Linked DNA regions of Homo sapiens: region 2 is linked to region 1. A link is a loop called in an ENCODE intact Hi-C map of the cell type or tissue named here. Cell type or tissue: endothelial cell of umbilical vein. All regions are shown on one strand. Each heading gives the region's core, and the rest is flanking DNA. Links, peaks and the distances in the headings are about the cores only. Region 1 holds the start of LOC107986391 (a long non-coding RNA gene). Region 2 has its middle 67 kb from the start of ZNF608.

Region 1 (5,384 bases), core at 299-5,298:
TACAGGTGCCCACCACCATGCCCAGCTAATTTTTGTATTTTTAGTAGAGACGTGGTTTCACCATATTGGCCAGGCTGGTCTTGAACTCCTGACCTCAAGTGATCTGCCCGCCTTCAGTCACCTGTTGTATTAAAGGGCTTTGTTATTATTAATATTATTTATAACCTTAGTTCACCTAAAAATTTATTATCCCAATTTATTAGAGGAATAATGCATTCAATATGTTCATTCATGAGTGAACAGAACTAATTCGGTATATATAGGTGCACACACACACACACGGACACACACATACACCCCTGTGACACTATCCAAAACCCACAGCAACTAAGATGCCAGCCCAGAAGTAGCAACAGCGATTGAGCAACACAATTAGAAACATGTTCTTTTGAAGAAATATTCCTTGTTTTTTTTTGAGATGGAGTCTCGTTCTGTTGCTCAGGCTGGAGTGCAGTGGCGCAATCTCGGCTCACTGCAAGCTCTGCCTCCCGGGTTCATGTCATTCTCCTGCCTTAGCCTCCTGAGTAGCTGGGACTACAGGCGCCCGCCACCACACCTGGCTAATTTTTGTATTTTTTTAGTAGAGATGGGGTTTCACCTTGTTAGCCAGGATGGTCTCGATCTCCTGACTTCGTGACCTGCCTGCCTCAGCCTCCCAAAGTGCTGGGGTTACAGGTGTGAGCCACTGCGCCTGGCCATTTGAAGAAATATTTCTTTCGCTTCCATCTTACCTCTCTTTTTTAAAAAACCACCTCTTCCTTGTGAAAAATGAAATCAAAAGAGGTATCCTAGAAAAACTCAAGCCTCAGTACACTCTGTATGCAGGAACTAAGTCAGAACACATGAAAAAGGCTAGATGTGCTATGATTTAATGCAATTGGAAAAAGAATGACTTTTTTCTCCACTTTTTGATGGAGAATTCTATGAAAGAGTGTGCTGGCAAGAACAAGTTCCTCTAAGTGACATTTCATTTCTTAGCAGCTAGATAGATTAATGCTTGCTTCTTGCAGCTCATGCATTACTAGCCCTAGTACTCCTGAAATGAAAAATCATGTACTCAATTCATTCTTTATTGCATAAATGTTATACAAAGAGAATGGAAATTTGCATTTGGGTGTTCACTCCTGTTAAAATATTGCAGTCTTGATAACAGGTTGAGAAATACTATAGTGCCACTGCCCTATCATATTTAGCCTCTATAAAATAGCTTAATGGATTATATGTATAAGGTGAGGAGAAATGAAAGAGTAGAATTATGTTAAATTGCGTGGCTTCTAAATAGATTACAAAAACTTTATCCCCTTTTTAGGGCATGACTAAAGAGACCCACCTGTAAATCTACTTAATAGCCAGATCACAGGGAACTAGAGACGTCTTCAAATTATCAGCAACAGAACTCAGCCAAGGGGCCAGTGAGGTGCAAAATTCAAAAGAAAGGCAAACTCTAAAGAAATATGTAGTGAAGAATTGAGAGAGTACTGAACAGAATATTTGAAAGCAGATCTAAGAGCCACATCTGATCTCTTCTCGTCCAGACGAGAGAAAGCAATTTTCACCCAAGCAAGTCAAAGAAGCCATCTTGGATTTTCATTTGTGAAAGTGAACAATTTCTGCCTTTTTAAGTTTTCCTGACCCATGAGGTTTAGGCCTAACTTCTAGGCTTAGTACTTTGGTTAAGCTGAAGCTTTTGTTCTTCAGATATGTATTTTTTGCCTTAATTAGGACACGAGGGCTAGAGTTGGGCTGGTGTGGAAATGGGAGAGGACTGGTTTGGAGAGAAGGTGGGGAAAAGTTGTTAAGCTGCCACTGCCTTCCTACAATTGTGGAAGTTACCTGCAAGAAATCTTAAATACTTTGTAGAAACATGGTTTGAAAAGTTAAATAATGGAATTAAAATAGTTAGGGCTGGTATGCTACTCTACATGAGACAGACCATAAAATTGTATGGTTAGGAATATATTTGGAGCGTGAAATAAGTTCTGGGAGAGTGTAGGTATTTCCAACTTAATGGGTGCACACGTAGTCTTGATTTATGAGTCATTTCTTTAATATATTTGATCTGATTGTGGTTTTATCCTGCGATAAATTTTTGACTAATAATTTCACATTCCTGCCCAGCCACACGAAACTTTGGGAAACAGAACCTCTCTGTCTCCCACAATCTTCATCTGCAACCTCTTCTTTCTACAAACACTCTGGCCTCCAATGTGTCCCTCACATTGAGCTGGACACTGGAGATTCAACGACAGCTGGATTGAACACATAAAACAAGACAAAAGTTTTAATTTCTGTTGTCTTGTGGCCTCATACGCTGCTCTGGAAGCTTGCTGAGTTAGACTAAATCTGCCACTCAGAGGAAGGAATTGTTTGTGGTGATAACAAAGAGAAAGGGAAACACTTGAGGGTTTAATTGAAAGTAATTATGGCATTGGCCCGCTGCCAATGGAAAATTTTCAGAAAACGCATCTTTTGCAAGGAAGTAAACTCCCAAATAGTTGCGAAAGGAAAACCTTTTTTGAAAAAAAGCTCCAAACCCAGGTAATTGTTTTTAGCAGTTTCCCTCCCATGGGTAAAATCTTTGTATTTTCCAAAACTTTCCTGAAACACAATGTAGAACAATAATAAAATACAAGGAAATGTAATACAACTAAAAATTCAGTCTTTTCCTTAGAGAAGTCATAGCTATTTACATAGTTCCATGGGCCTCTACCGTGAAGAAAATCATAGAAATGTGGCAGAAGCCTGAAGGAAATGAAACATCCTCTGTAACTCCATTCTGTTCTATTTCTGTTGGCTTTCCCGGGAATTCAGGTAGTCAGACAGAGAAACTGAATACCCTTCTTGTGGTTGTCTGAACGTTCAAGATCTCTGAATCGGCATGGGAGCAGTAAAACAAAGTTAGGATGTGTTGGTCAGAGGAACAAGGGGAAACTTAAAATGAGTTTGAAAACTATTTGTTAAAAAATGTAAAAGCCTTTTGCCTGTCTGGTACATAAATTTGCTGAAAGGCAAATTAATTTCTAATGACCTTTCTTAAATTATACAGTGTTTGAATTTGAATGTTTAGAGACCAATGGTTTGGTCAGGTAGGCACAGTGGGTTTGTTGTTGTTGTTACTGTTATTTGTAATTGTTTTGCTGTTTTTTGTTTTTGAATGCCTTCAGGTACATTATGTATTTTTCCGTTGGCCATAGGCCCAACTGCTCCCTGTTATTTTATACATATTCAAAGTTAGTATATTTATCTTTGCAAATCTTTAGTTAGCAATTTTAGAGAAAGCCTGTTGTTGTCAGGTAATAACAAAAGCCGCCTTTGTATAAGTGCCTACAGTTTGTTAGGCACTTAATCACCATTTACCATAACAGCAATCCCATTGGTAGATACTATTATCCCACTTAAAAAGATGTGGAGCCCACTAAGTAGTAATGCTGGAATTTGAACCCAGGTAAGTCGAGCTCCAACACCTGTCCTCTTTCCGTTATGCCTCAACTTCCTTTAGATTCAGGAATCAGAGAAATCACATTATATACCAACTTTAAAATATGTCTCTTGACACAATGTACAGGATAAATGACATCTGTACGTTGTTAAGTTCCAAGATAAAAAAGTGCAAGAACCTTGAACCTCAACTAAGATTCATAAAAGAAAGAATGAGGCATTTGTTCTGGAGAAGACCAGCAACTAGGAAGAACAGATTTTTTTTCTTTTTCTTTTGGTAATACTGCCTGAGGGCCCAAAGTGGTCAACCTTTGTCATAATTCATTTGGCAGGCCCGTAAAGATAGCTCAGTCATTTAGTCTAACAAAATATTTTTTAGCAGTCAGGGTACATACTTGATTTGGATCCAGGGACAAATGGCTCTCCAAGGGCTTGCTGGCAGGTTGATGACGCGATGCATCAACTGGATGTATCAGGACTTAATAGTACTGAACCATGGAGCACATTTAAAAAGCTCACATACGTTCTCAAATATCATAGAATATAACAAATTTCATTGCCTTCAACTCAAATGATATTTAGAATATGTGCTACATCAGTCTTTCTGCTCCGGGATTCAGTAATGGTCCAAGGTTGTTGTCTTCTTTTCAAATGTAAAAAGCTTAACTTGAAATATGGGTCATTTATCTTGGGCATGGTTTGAAATGGCATATATTCGATCATGTTGTAATACATAATATCTTACAATTTAACCATAAAGGAAGTTACAGCCACACATCATTTTGTCCAAAATCACTGAGAATGGAGATGCGCTACTTAAACACATTTTCTTGAATACCTTTCTTTTACTTTGAAATCCTCCAAAATTATAAAACTAACTTTTACTCATTCAGGCTTGATTTAAACAGAATCAGCTCCACAATTGAGCTTCCTAATGACTTAAAGTTTTTGTGTAATTAGCTTTTTTATTACTAAAGTCGGGGAAAGGAGCACTAAAGACAGTCTTACGGATTTGTCTGGACCTACCTTCAACCTTCAGCACTTCAGAGTCAGAAGGTGTTGCTTTTGCCCTGCCTTCTTGTCAGTGATTATGCTTTCTTCTTTTTTGCTTACTCTGATTTTTATCTCAGAAAATAGATATTAAACTTCTAAATCTAAAATTCCAAAAACAGAAATACCAATCCCATTTATGCTTTCTTCTTGAGTTATGTCTCTTGTGGAGATGGTTAATTGGTGACCCTTCTCCTTTGCCCCCATTCCCAAAAGATATGTCTACCTCTCAACCTGCAGAGCCTATGAATATTGCCTTATCCAGAAAAAGGGTCTTTGGAGATATAATTATGTTTCTTCAGAAGAGGAGCTTATCTTGGATTATTCAAGTAGCTTCCAAATGCAATGACAGATCTTTGTAAGAGATGCATAGAGGAGACAGATGTACAGGAGGAAGCCAAGTGAAGACAGAGGCAAAGATGAGTGATCCAGTCACAAGCTTCTGACTGCCATCAGAAGCTGGAAGAGGTGAGGAACAGAATCTCCCCTAGAGCCTCTGCCTACACACTGATTTAGTTTTTTTGTTTTGTTTTTAACTGTTTTGTTCTTTTTCTGTTTAGAGATGGGGTCTCGCTATGTTGCCCAGTCTGGTCTCAAACTCCTAGCCTCAAGTGATCCTTCTCCCTTGGCCTCCCAAAGTGCTGGGATTACAAGCATGAGCCACGATGGCTGGCCCTGAATTTGGACTTCCGGCCAAAAAACTGTGAGAAAATACATTTCTTCCATTTTAAGCCACCAAGTTGGTGCTAATTTGTTACAGCAGCCACAGGAAACTAATACAGGAGGTTTCTGTCTTTTCCAGACTGTGTAGAAGAGCTACATATTATTGGCTTTGCTTTTTTTAACAAGTAAATTTATATGTTTTGTTAAATTGTTCTTTGCTCAAACTCTGTAAA
Region 2 (5,349 bases), core at 1-5,000, 140 kb before region 1:
TTTGTGCTATTGCATTGCTTTTGTTCTGGGCTACAAGTTCTTTGATCTTTGAAACATGCCTTTTGATATCTGAGCTCCAAGGAGAGTTCCCAAGCAACCATATTGATTTCTTTAGTTTTTCTTCCATATCTGGCTAATTTTTATTATATAGTTAGAATTTAATTTTCTAGTCCTTCTGGACCTATTTATACTCTTCTAGAAAACCCTCTGGCCATGGGACCAAACATATATTTTCTTTTAACTTTTTGAAATGTGCCTTTCCATAGTCTAGGATGTGTGTCAGATACTGCTCAGCCTGTCTATCTTTTGCTCAGATGGATTTTAAGGCTCTCTTACTTTCTCCCAAGGTTCTCAGCATTTCTTTGTTCTAAACCTGTTCTTTCTTGAAGATCGGACTCAAGTTCAGAGTGTCCTGCAAAGTTCAAGTTGACAGACTACATCTATTTATTTGCTCCAACTTCTGTTCCTGGAGGTGAGACGGGTCCCAAATCCTACACTGCTTAGTGATGATAGTTGGTCACACCAAGCTTTGGCTCCTGTGCACAGGCACTAGCAAAGAATACCAAGGAGCAAGGATGACAGCTACAGGGGAGGTACCCAGCCTCTTTACACTGGAATGAAGGCCGCCAGGTCAATGTGTTATCCGACATAAATGAATGTGGTCTCCTTTGCCCAGAGGTGTTCCTTTGATGGTATAGAGAAGGAGATGGCAAAGCAGAGGAGGCAAGGGGACCAACATGGGAGGAAGAGAAAGCAATGAGGGGTGGGGTGGGGAGGTGGGGGACTACCATCTACTGAGACTTTATTTTGTGCCAGGCACTGTGCTAGGCATTTACACACACCTATCACTTATTTCTCCTAATACTACTGTAACACATAGGGAAACCGAGCATGATATAAGTTGACTTCTGACAGTCACAGAGCTAAGGAATGTGAAAACCAGGAATTAAACCTATATTTGAAGATGACAGTTAGGATAACAACAGTAACACAATGCCAAAAAAACAAAACCAGAAACATACAGTTCATTGCAATACAGGTATCTCAAGTCATGTGCGTCACAAAAATAATAACCTTATAAAAAAGATATACGTGTACGTCAAAGCCTTATGACAAATTTCAAGAGAATAGCTATTTTACCTTACATTATTAATAATTTTGATGTATATTACTAGAATTTTGTTGTATCTACTTTGTTGAAAATTGTACCCTTTATTTGAATATTTTTGCTGGGCAGAGTTTTTTGTTTATTTTTAGTTTTAAATCCTATTGATGATACTTCTTAGCCAAATGGGAAGAAAAATAAATAACACCATAGGGATAGTTACATACTTTGTGACCTATAAAGGAACTAGTCTTCTTGGTACATTACTGTCAGCTAAACATATAAATGTTCTTTGAAAAGTCTGCTTCTAGATGTTAATGGAGGTATTGATTTTCACCTCTGTCTTTTTTTGATAATGCCTATTTACTGTGCTACCTCCTCATCTCCATTCTGAGCTCTGCTCTCTCAAGTGTTAGTGTCAGAGGCAAGTGCCAAAACCTAGGTGACTAAGTGGGTGTCAAGCCAGCTGCAGAAACAGAGGGAAGACTTAACTAATGGCACAGGTCTTCTAAGTCAATGGACCCTGTCTCTCCTAATTTCATTATCAATTCACCACAGGAACCTGACAGAGTCCGTATGCTAAGTCAAATTCAAAAGCTCAAAAATGAAAAGGGAAAAAAAATCCATTTTCAGAGTCAGGTAAAAACATCATAATTCAGAGAAAATCTTTAGTATTGATTGATAGCCGCAGACTCCTGTCCAAAGGTTTCCTCTTTAAATTAAGAATACTAATGATTTCTCATGCTGAAATTAATAATCCCAAAGCTGCACATATTCAAAAAAGACACTAATTGTTGTACTTCAACCAGGAAGTGCCAGTGAGCAGATGCCTAACCTGTTTCCTTCAGTGACTGAGGCTGATGACGTGTCATGGTGTTCCTGAGAATCATATGCTTCCCTGGGAGGCATTCTTGTGTTTGCCAAGAGGCCACCAATTTGAGACGGAATATCCTGTTTGTTGAGGCTTCTATAACATATGATCCAATGGCTCTCTGATAAACAGATTTGTTTAAGACAAAAGTTCTTGCCTAAGTCATTTGGAGACTGAATTGTGCTTGTGGAGGAGGCGACGCAGACCCCACATGGAGACAAGCCAGGGCGGTCTGGGGCTAGAGCAAGGCACTGATCAGTTCCAGAGGAAACCAGAGCTTTCCAGATAGCCACAAAGAATTGAAACCAGGAGAGAGGAAATAGCTATTTGTGGGGAATAGGAAATTGATATTGAGAGGAAATTGATACAGAAAGATACACAGATATAGTCATTTTGCTACTATTTTCATTTATTCTGTGCTATTGTATATATTTGTGTAAGCCACATGAAAATATTTTTAGAATTGTGTAAGGGTATGAATGAATAGGTAAAGTCTCTTTAAAATATTTTAATTTTTTTTTTTTTTTTGAGAGAAAGTCTCGTTCTGTTGCCTAGGTTGGAGTGCAGTGGCGTGATCTCAGCTCACTGCAACCTCTGCCTCCTGTGTGCAAGCTATTCTCCTGCCTCAGCCTCCCGAGTAACTGGGATTGCAGGTGTGTGCCACCATGCCCAGCTAATTTTTTCTATTTTTAGTAGAGACGGGATTTCACCATGTTGGCCAGGCTGGTCTTGAACTGCTGACCTCAAGTGATCCACCTGCCTTGGCCTCCCAAAGTGCCAGGATTACAGACATGAGCTATTGCACTCAGCCCGTTTTAAGTTATTTTACTGGCAAATACTATCATTAGAAATTAGGCCAGGTGCAGTGGCTCACAACTGTAATCCTAACAGTTTGGGAGGCTGATGTGGGAGGATTACTTAAGGCCAGGAGTTTGAGATGAGCCTGAGCAACATGATGAGACCTCACCTCTACAAATAATAATAATAAAAAAATTAGCCGTGTATGGTGGCACATGCCTGTAGTGCTAGCTACTCGTGAGGCCGAGGCAGGAGGATCTTGTGAGCCCAAGAGTTCAAGGCTGCAGTGAGCTACGATCATGCCACTGCACTCCAGTGCACTCAGTGACACACAGTGAGACCCTGTCTCAAAACATAAAAATAATAAAAAAAAACTTTGTTAGAAGTAAGTAACTTTGTTAGAGGAAAAGAGTAGTTAGAAACCTTTCCAGAGTTCCCTTACAGAAAAAAAGATAAAGAGGTACCTATGTTACTAGTTAGTTACCCATCTGTTTCTAGAAAGCTTTTTGTGTCAAAATATTGGAGTCTTTTGCAACAGCCTCAGAATTTGTTTTTTGGGGTAAGCCTACCATTTTGATTGGTGCACACATTAAAGAAATTTAAATTTAAAATGTATGCTCGAATACCCTTCTGTTCATCTATGTATTATGGGACTTTACTGTTTCTATTGTAATTAGTCATTCATATGCTATCTTCCCCACCAGAATGAGTTCCTGGTGGGATCACAAAGTCTCTAACCCCTGTAAAAGTCCCTAGAACAGAGAAAGTACACAGTAGACACTCTCTGGGGATTAAGTTATACAGTGTAACTATTTTGCAGAATAGTTACAAGGATTAAATAAGATGACATAAAATCCAACATGTATCTACAATAAATCACAATAGGAATTCAACTGTTAGTTCTCTCCCTTTCTTTGAACTAAAGAAAAGATATTTTTCAATTTGTAAAGCAGCGTAGAACACGAAATATCAAGTTTCACCTAAAAAATATATATATTCTATAGAACTTGGTTTGCTTTTAAGAATGATCATATTTGAGGCCAGGCGCAGTGGCTCACGCCTGTAATCCCAGCACTTTGGGAGGCTGAGGTGGATCACTGCAAGCCAGGAGTTTGAAACTAGCCTGGTCAACATGATGAAACCCTGTCTCTACTAAAAATACAAAATTTAGACTGGCATGGTGGTGCGCACCTGTAATCCCAGCTTCTTGGGAGGCTCAGGCAGGAGAATCACTTGAACCTGGGAGGCTGAGGTTGCAGTGAGCCGAGATCGCATCACTGCACTCCAGCCTGGGTGAAGAGGGAGACTCCATCCAAAAAAAAATCATATTTGATATATTTGGAAATTTAAAGCCTAGGGAGATGGACGGGAACAGAAAAAAAATTGGAAAACAGAAAATTTGGCTTTCTTGGCCGGGCGCAGTGGCTCACACCTGTAATCCCAGCACTTTGGGAGGCCGAGGCGGGCGGCTCACGAGGTCAGGAGATTGAGACCATCCTGGCTAACACGGTGAAACCCTGTCTCTACTAAAAATACAAAAAATTAGCCAGGCGTCGTGGCGGGTGCCTGTAGTCCCAGCTTCTCGGGAGGCTGAGGCAGGAGAATGGCGTGAATCCAGGAGGCGGAGCTTGCAGTACGCCGAGATCAAGCCACTGCACTCCAGCCTGGGCGACAGAGCGAGACTCCGTCTCAAAAAAAAAAAAAAAAGAAAGAAAATTTGGCTTTCTTCTTATCAATGCTTTGTGGGGAAACAGCCTTAGGAAACGGTTGGCCTCCCTTCTTCCAGCCTCTCTTGTCACTGCCTGGAACTAATCTGGATCTTTTGGTCCATCTTGGATGTACCTCCAGGCCACAGGCCCAAACTAAGGCTGAGGTACTTTAAAGGAGCAATGGGAGGTTTGGTGCCAATGGCTCAGATAAATATTTTCTCAGACTAAGTCACTTATACTGCATGAATTCCATGGATGAGACAGCCTCTGAGCTCTTCCTCTGGAGAGTTGCCTAGCATTTCCACCTTGCAAACAGATAAGCTTTTCCTCTGAAGTCAGGGCTGCTGAGGAACATCTATTTCTCCAGGTGTTATAAGGATAGGAAACCCCTGTAGAAGAAAATGCAACGTTGATATACAGAGGGAGGGAGCAGCAATTTGCACCTAAAATGTTTTTAGTCAGTTAAGGCCAAGCTATGGCTTTGGGCTCATAGGAGGAACAATTCCCCAGATATGGTAGACATAGAGATTTGTCAGACAATTTATGTGCAGGTTTAAAAATATCCTATGTGAAATACAAATAAAAAAGATAGTAACTGCTGTGCCACAAGTGGTCTGGTCTACTCTTGTGAAAATGACCATTAGGCTACACTGAATTTTCTTTGTGATTGATTTCCATCAGACCATAACTAGCTACAAAAGTGTGACCGAAGGATGTTTCTTTCTGAAAACAATGTCTACCGTTTTAATGATTTCCAAGCACATCTTTCTCCATGAAACTTCTAATCTCTTTAAATTGCTAGTGAAAGGGGTTTTAAAACATCTAGTTACTGATTCCTGCTTCTTAGAGCTGTAATTCAAAGAGGA

Evidence for each region. Hi-C counts contacts between places; a loop is a spot of excess contacts. Peaks named below come from ENCODE experiments on the same cell type or tissue, not always from the same donor. Only the 100,000 strongest peaks of a DNase experiment are listed, where the experiment ranks them.
Region 2: a loop joins it to region 1, with 2.8 times the contacts of the local background. A loop is called at or near these places in 1 of 110 quality-filtered maps.

The regions. Positions count from the first base shown.
Region 1 is chr5:124,946,236-124,951,619 of GRCh38, forward strand. It overlaps LOC107986391 (a long non-coding RNA gene), which reads left to right and starts at 4,617. Exons shown (of 5, transcript XR_001742528.2): 1 at 4,617-4,956; 2 at 5,049-5,191. In endothelial cell of umbilical vein, for the core only: no CTCF peak of the experiment used is centred there; a DNase peak (open chromatin) is centred at 2,416.
Region 2 is chr5:124,810,971-124,816,319 of GRCh38, forward strand. No RefSeq gene overlaps it. Among named protein-coding and RNA genes, the nearest start is that of ZNF608, 67 kb to the left of the region's middle. In endothelial cell of umbilical vein, for the core only: no CTCF peak of the experiment used is centred there; a DNase peak (open chromatin) is centred at 2,051; H3K27ac peaks cover 857 bases.